Regions from separate parts of the Homo sapiens genome. Here region 2 is linked to region 1. Evidence: chromatin contacts called from ENCODE Hi-C data. All regions are on one chromosome and are shown on one strand. Each heading gives the region's core, a stretch centred on a gene start or an enhancer-like site at or near the end of the contact. The rest is flanking DNA. Distances are from core to core; before and after follow the strand shown. Region 1 overlaps PFKP (phosphofructokinase, platelet). Region 2 overlaps NET1 (neuroepithelial cell transforming 1).

What was found. Hi-C counts contacts between places; a loop is a spot of excess contacts on that map. Pooled maps may share reads with other maps.
Region 2: a loop to region 1 is called in a map of tibial artery, with 11 times the contacts of the local background. The contact joins two enhancer-like sites. A Hi-C loop is called at or near these places in 2 of 168 maps with a recorded cell type or tissue (ascending aorta and tibial artery) and 4 of 50 pooled maps.

Annotation. Positions count from the first base shown.
Region 1 is chr10:3,094,106-3,097,983 of GRCh38, forward strand. All of the region lies in intron 2 of PFKP (phosphofructokinase, platelet), which reads left to right. Among named protein-coding and RNA genes, the nearest start is that of PFKP, 28 kb to the left of the region's middle. RefSeq lists an enhancer at 1,046-2,245. Within about 2 kb of position 1,351, at least 20 of the 41 ENCODE cell types and tissues checked have a DNase peak (open chromatin) inside an H3K27ac peak, as active enhancers do.
Region 2 is chr10:5,432,176-5,436,212 of GRCh38, forward strand. The region is part of intron 3 of NET1 (neuroepithelial cell transforming 1); the gene reads left to right. Among named protein-coding and RNA genes, the nearest start is that of NET1, 22 kb to the left of the region's middle. Within about 2 kb of position 2,361, at least 2 of the 41 ENCODE cell types and tissues checked have a DNase peak (open chromatin) inside an H3K27ac peak, as active enhancers do.

The sequences.
Region 1 (3,878 bases), core at 101-2,600:
CACCACCACCTCCCCACCACTGTGGTCAGCTGAATGAGCCTCAAGGTGGGGTTTGCTGTAAGGTCACTGCCAGGCCAGTGCTTGGGACCCTCTCTCTACAGGGGAGGAAGGGCGACCGGCCTCGCTCCTGCTGGGGCTGTTGGTTGTACAACTTACCGGAATTGTGCACTCTTAGCTTTGGCTTAAAGAAATCTGTGATGCCAGAGGGCTAAATACATCATGCTGTTGCATTATTGGTCTTCCAAAGAAGCAAGTGCAGGACCACATGATGGTGTGTCGTGTGCTAACCTATTTTAGAATTTTACAGTTGACTGAGTCTCCCAAGAAGAAATCCTGAGGCTGCTCTATAGAAATTTTCTATCAAGTAATGAAATCAGTGAGGGTGCTTTGCTGGGGTGATTGGTAGGGTCTCTGGACAAGAGCGTTCCTTCAGAGTGTTGGTGGGGAGGTGAGCAGGGCTTGGGATGTGTGTTGGTGTGGGGCTGTTTAATCTCAGGCTCTGCCTCTGAATTTCCTAGAGACAGGATAAAGCCACGATTCCTGGCCTTTGAAAACCATTGACATAGTGAAATTCCTGCCGCCTCTCTTTCTCGCACACCTAGTTTGGAACGCTGGTGTTTCCCAAGTCTAAGCCTAGAGAGCCGTTCAGAGCTGACCTCTGCATGCATGCTCTGAATTCTAAAAGTGAAATGCTTTAATTTATTAAGGAATGTTGTAGCTTTAGGTTCTGTGGGGGAGGGAAAAGGATTAAACTAGGGAAAGCTTGATTCTGTAGGAAACAAAAAAAATAGTATTTACTCAGAAGCAGCAAAGCCCCTACATCTCTGGATGCAGTAACTATGTCTGCAGGAAGCTGGTGATAACACTATCTGGAAGGCACTTTTAAAGTCTGTTATCTCTAGGAGCTTGTTTTATTCTGGTAGTTGGAATGTTCACCATTTGGAGTTAGTTGAGTGAAGAATTCAGGAAATCAGATTGGAAAAAAGCATTATCCAGTTGAGAAGACACATGGACCCATGCAACAAGCATTCTGAAAGAAAAAGCCTACTGCTGCAACACAACGGTATAATTTCCCTTTGTCTGTAACTTTAAAAAAAAAAACTTACATATGAGACGTCCGAGAAAGCCACCCATAGGTGAACTACGCGCATAGGTGAACTAGCTTACTCCATTTATGATGGATTCGGCGATTGCCTAAAAATTCTAGTCAAAACCACCTCTACATATAGAATGATCTCCTACATGGTTAGAAGGCTGGTTATTTTGACACAGCTCAAAACAATTTCGAATAAGTTGAAATGACTTCAGAGCCTGTGGCATGTTCTTAGATGTGATCGAATGACTCAACGTAAAAAATTCTGTCCGACGATGGATCCGATACAGCCAACGAGGAGCTCTAAGGTTCATCTTGTGAGTCAGAGTCAACAAGACAGAGAATGTTACTTTGGCCAAAAAACTGAGATAAGGTTAAAGGTTTTATGCTCTGTTTTTCCTATGTGAGTCATAAAACTGGCTTGGAAGGCAAATTCCAAAAGGGTGTTTTAGGAAACGTCTGGGCTTTGGCTGTAGTAAGATAAATATTCAGCCTTCTAAGAAGACTTCAAAAGAGAAAACTCATCTGAATTTCTACGTTGTAGTACGTTTGGGCAAAATGAGTCTTCCTAATTTAGTAATATCTTCCTTGTTGGTGAAAGACGGCTTAGAACTGCGGCTGGTAGTTGCTTTTCACATGTTCCATGGGCGTCGTGACTTTGCAAATTAAAGAATGAGTCATTTCCTAGCAACTTAGCTCACGCATGCACTAGACAGGGAGCATTGGAGGTGGCACTCAGAAAGCCCTCCCTTTCTATTTTTTAATGGCTTTCTTTGCCACATGCATCTATGCAACACAAAATAATGAAATTACTTTCAGAGAACATTTTACTTTTCAAAATGTTGTGGTTTGCAGAGCAGTTTTCTTACTACTCCAGAAGCAAGAGGATTCGTTAACATGTTTGATTAAATCCGTATTTAAATTCTGTGAACTCATGCAGGGAAAGGAAATTGTATGGTTCCCACTATGGCATATTAACTAGTAAAATGCTGGGTGGCGGTTGACTTGGAAGCAGCGTCCGGGATAGCGCGTGCTCCAGGAATACTCTGAAAGCTGATGCCGTTAGGGGTGCATGGTTGACTCCTGGGCCTGAGACGGCCTCAGGATGCTGCAGCGGCCTTGGCATCCTCTTCAGCAGGGTGGCGGCCGGAACTGGCACCTTCCCCCCGGTCTCTTTATTTACCAAAAAACTGCATGCACAGAAATGACCGCAACAGCTCTGGGTGTGGGAATGTAGGAACTGTCTGTTTCAGTTTTGCCGGAGCCCCAGGTTTACGGCCGCTCTACATCCCAGTCCTCTCAGGGAGGTCCCGGTTTCTGCTGCAGTTCAGGCCCCATCATGGGTCATCTTTTCTCTCCTCCTGAGATGTGGGCTTGGAGGATGGGAGGTCGTGCCTCTAAGAAGGGTCCGTTTCACGGTGGCCCAGGCTACATGCCTGCTTCCTTGTTTCCTTGCCCCCCCGAGCTTCATGGAAGTCAATCTGGAAAGTCAGGATCACTGCAGATGGCAGTTTGTTCAGTGTTGCTCCCAGACCTGAAGAATGGAGCGCTCTGTTGTGCTTGCAGAATGAAGCATAATTCTTAGCAGAAACCTGGGAGGCCGGGTGCGGCGGCTCATGCCTGTAATCCCAGCACTTTGGGAGTCCGAGGCGGGCGGATCACGAGGTCAGGAGATCGAGACCATCCTGGCTAACACGGTGAAACCCCGTCTCTACTAAAAATACAAAAAATTAGCCGGGCGTGGTGGCGGGTGCCTGTAGTCCCAGCTACTAAGGAGGCTGAGGTGGGAGAATGGCAGGAACCCGGGAGGCGGAGCTTGCAATGAGCCAAGATCACGCCACTGCACTCCAGCCTGGGTGACACAGCGAGACTCCGTCTCAAAAAAACAAAAAACAAAAAAACCTGGGAGTTTGGGGTGGTAGAGATCACTGAAACTGCAACCCCAAGGCTAGGTTATCTCTTTATTTATGTATCCACCCACCCGCCTACCTACCTATTGTACTTACAATATTCTGAGGATTATGGCCTCCAAGAGTCATTCATGGCTTTGCACATGACCGTCTGTTACCAGTGAGTCCTTGTGTGGACAGAGCATCCGCAGCAGGACAGAACATAAACGGTGCCTCCCAGGGTGCCCTGTGCAGAGGCGAGGTCTGCATCCGACCTCACACTTGCTCACCCTCGCCCTCCGGGGGACGGCTACACTGGGCTCATCTGCACTGCAAGGGAAATCTGTTTTCAGAGCAAGGGGAGACAATAATAATAATAATAATCCCTAGAGTGAGACTGGGCTGTGTTTAGAAGATGTTCTGCTGTTTTGCCATGGAGGTAGGGGGCCTGGTGATGGGCAGTCCCTGTACCAGCCTGTGAGCCAGGGCCTGGGTGCCTGGGGGGTCTCGGGAGGTGCAGACGGGGCTGCCAGCGCTGAAATGAACCAGCTCTGTTTTGGGTTCTGTTCCATTCCAGACTGTTTTCTCCTTTCTTGTTTATTACATGTATGACACTAAATTATAAACACACATGTGGCCAGGCATGGTGGCTCACGCCTGTAATCCCAGCACTTTGGGAGGCCCAGGCAGGCAGATCACTTGAGGTCAAGAGTTGGAAACCAGCCTGGCCAACATGGTGAAACCCTGTCACTACTTTAAAACAAAAACAAAATTAGCCAGATGTGGTAGTGTGTTCCTGTAATCCCAAGTACTCTGGAGGCTGAGGCAGGAGAATTGCTTGAACCTGGGAGATGTAAGTTGCAGTGAGCCGAGATCGTGCCACTGCACTCCAGCCT
Region 2 (4,037 bases), core at 1,111-3,610, 2.3 Mb after region 1:
ATTGTTGATAGGACTTTTTAATGAATAGAGCTAGGAGATAAATATAATTTTAGAAAAACAAAACAAAATATGAATTTATATTGAAATTTCAGATTCAAAGATAAAGGGATTTAACTTAATCTTATCAGTCTTACTATGTAGAGTTCCTTCAACTTCACCAAAAGTCCAGAGACATTGATTTAATTATGCATTTGATTTATACTACAGTTCAAAGACAACAGCTTGCATTATTATTGATTACTGAAAACGTTTTATGTTTTCTTGCATTTTTCAGCTTTGTTTAAACCTATAGGTTATAACATAGTAGGGATGTACAGTCAAATTACTGTGTTTTTAAATTATTACACTCACTTCTGTGTGTAATTACACCAACAGCTCATTTGGTTTTTAAAAAAAATTTTATTGTTTAAGAATTACTGCTTTTTAAATTTATCTTATAATTGTGTGACAGAATTATGTAGAATTTTGAAGTCATTCTACAGAGGATTCTTGTTCATATTCCTGACTCTTCTACCCTACTCACTCTTTCAGATGAAATCTTTTTTTTTTTTAATTTTATGGTTTATCCTTCCACTTTTAAAATATATAAGCAACTATATATATATAGTATTCCACTTTCTTGGATGAACTGTATGTAGCCTACTGTCTTTCTTAATGTTTTGTTTGTATGTTTGCTCTTTGCTTTGGTATATCTTTTGATATTTAGGTAGGTTTGTGTTTTTGTTCTAATGGTTCTTTATACTGATACCTTATGTAATACCTTTTGGGCTACTATAAATGGGTTAATTCCTATGAGCATTTAGTTAACTAGCACTTCTCCCTACCCTCTTTCTCTTCTGATTTGAAATACTATTGCTTGACTTGTAGTTAATGCATTTAAGGCAGTAAGTGAGCTTATTTTACTTTTCATGTACATTCACCACTTTCCTCCCATTTTTAAAAATAGTTTGTCAGAGCTTTTAGCCATTACGAGCTATACTGTAGACCCTGATAACCATCAGGTAGTCTTAGTTCTACTGGTAAATATATATTTAATTCTCAGCACCAGTCCTCATGTTGAGTCCTTTCTAGTTTTTTTGTTTGTTTGTTTTGGTTTCTGAAGCTCATTCTCTAGTACAGGGGTCAGCAACCATGACCCACAAGCCATATGTGACTGATCTCTCTATGTTTTGTTTATAGCTGCCTTCGTAAACACTGCAGTATCTGGGCTGAGCAGTTGTGACAGGAACCATAGGACCTGTAAAGCCAAAAGTATTGACTCTCTGGCCCTTCACAGAAAAAGTTTGCTGACCCCTGCCCTGGAGTTGAGTAGATTCTCAGGCAGTGTTCATGGTATTCCCCAAGTACTTGCATGTTGCATGTTCTTTTCAGTTTGTTTGCAACCTTTATACTTGAAGGTTCATTTGGACGGATATGAAACCCATGGCTCACCTTTTCTTTCATTGAGTATATTTAATATTTTACTCCATTGTGTTCTGGCATAAACTATGTCTTTTCAAAGTCATAATAAATGTGTAGTTTCAGGTCATCTTTTGTTTTAGGAACTTTTTTTTTCTTGAATTATACCTTTTGGTATTTATTGTATTTTGTTTCCCCTCTGTACCCTTTATATTATCTTGGATCTTCATCTTTTAAAATCTTTTCTATTTATTACTTTTTCTCAAAACTTTTTATCTTTTTATTTTTAAAGCCATCCTCCTTTTTTCCCTAATGCATTAAGCATTGTACTTTTCATTCTGAAATAATTTTTTTTATTTTTAATTCTTAGTTCTATCACCTCTCATTTCAATTCCTTCTCCAGTCACCTAATTTCTGAGTCTTATGTTTCTTCAGAGCTTCTGTAATTTTCTTAATTTACTTCACGCTGTAGAGACATGATTCTACTCCAGTCTGTGTTTCCTTATAATAGTTTTAAGTGGAATTCTTAATACTTCTGTCGCTCATTTTTCAGTGCAGTAAGTTTCCTGTATGGTGAGAGGAATAGGCCAGGATAGCCTTTTCAGCTTCATAACTCTAGAGCTCCCTCTTGTGTTGTGTTCACAAGGTGATTTTTCAAAGTATGGTTTCATCCTTTCTGAGATCTTTTCTGCTCCCTTTCTCTTTTATCTGGAACTTTTCTTGTCTTTGCTTCTGTTGCCCTGTTCTTCTCAGTCTGGAGTCTACTCCTAGGAGTTTTTCTAAAAGAAGTATCAGTTTCAAGAGTTTACATGGCCCAGACTGCTCTAACACCTATTTGCATGGCATTGTTCTTGTTCTCAGCCTGAGAACAAGATCCTTCAGAGCCTTTCCCAGATGAGGCTGCTATTCTGAGACTAGTATGCCATTGAGGCTTCAGGGGAGGTTGAAGGGATTCTCCTGTTCCCAGGGCCATCAGAAAAACCCCGTGCCTTCCCTCTGCCTCATCATACACAAATGCTGATACTTTGTGGGCCTCATAACTGTCTGGTTTGTCACTCTGCTCATATTTTGAGGTTTAAGGGGAATCTTTCTCTTTGTTGTGGATTTTATTTGTGGGTTTTCTTTTTTTTTTTTTTTGGTTATGCTAGTTGCTCTGTTTTTTTTTTTCTTTAAAAGTAAAGACCTGTCAAAGAATTAACTTATTAATGAGTTAACCAACATTATAGAAAAGCTGATCAAAGGACTAGGAAACACTGACATACACTAGTCACTGAAGGAAAGAATGGTGGACTGAGATTACCAAATTATATATAAAATATTAATATCCTCATCTGCATCTCTACCTACAAAATTTATTTGCATTGCTGTGAGTTTTCTACAGAGTTAACTTTTACTTTTTCAGAGCTATAGAAAAGCCTGCTCAGTACAAATAGTGAATCAAACAAAAGGCTTGAAGTTCTGATGATCCCAGTAGCATTAAGCTGTATTTATACTTTGAAAATAATGATTGGCTAAAACAGAGATACTCAACCCTGGCTGCAGATCAGAGTCACCTGAGGGTGGCTTGTGTAGCAGGAGAAGTGTGCTACGGGACCTATTCCAGACCAATTCCATATATGAATGGAGGAATAGGGGAGGAAATGAGGATAAGTGACATTGGGACCTAGGAACATTTGATTTTTCTTTTTATTTTTTAAAGATACCAGGTGATTCTCATGTATAGCTAGAGTTAAAAACTAGAATGTGACATTCTTAAAGTTATTCCTCCCTCCCCCTGATTTTTGCTTGGACTTACATCTAAATACAACAGTTTTTATGTAATAAGCTAAACATAATCTGTTAGTACAATTATTTGATGCCTGTTGCTAGGAGCCATTCTACTTTATATGCCTCCGTGCCTGAGATAGATAGATAGATAGATAGATAGATAGATAGATAGATAGATAGATAGATAGATAGACAGACAGACAGATAGATAGATAGATAGATAAAATAGATACTCCGTAAATATTGAATTAATGAATGAAATATTAATAATACAGGTCAAATGAATGACATAAGACCTTGGACTTACATAAGCATATAACATGATCATTGTATTACGTATTTGGACTTTGGATATCTTATATGAAGAATTTAATTCTGATGTCAATTGAATTTTCATGTTATGGATCATTAGCTATTTTGTCTTGAAGCTGTGATTGTTTATCAAATTTTTCTCTAGGTAAAATTTCAGCCTTGTCTTACTAGGCTGACTTACTTCTGTATTATATATACAATTATTCATTTTTAAAAGAACACAGTATTAGTTTTCCAAATGTGTTTCTCAGCTGTGTATGTTAGCAACTACAATCTTTCCTTTTTATTTTGATAGGAAGAGTCAAAAGTGACTGTTGACTTTGTTAATGTGAAATAACACTGGCATGAGTATACTGAGCATATTTTTGTGACTTAATTTCTTTAACTCTGATAGTTAGTGATTATAACACAAACTAGAACACTTCTAAAGAAATGTTTTAAAGTATGTTCTTTTTCTGAAACTTCAAATTTAGGATCTCAGTTTTCCGTTTTCCTAGAAGTTAAAAGGAGGTGTGTGTGTGTGTGTGTGTGTGTTGTGTGTGTGTGTGTGTGTGTGTGTG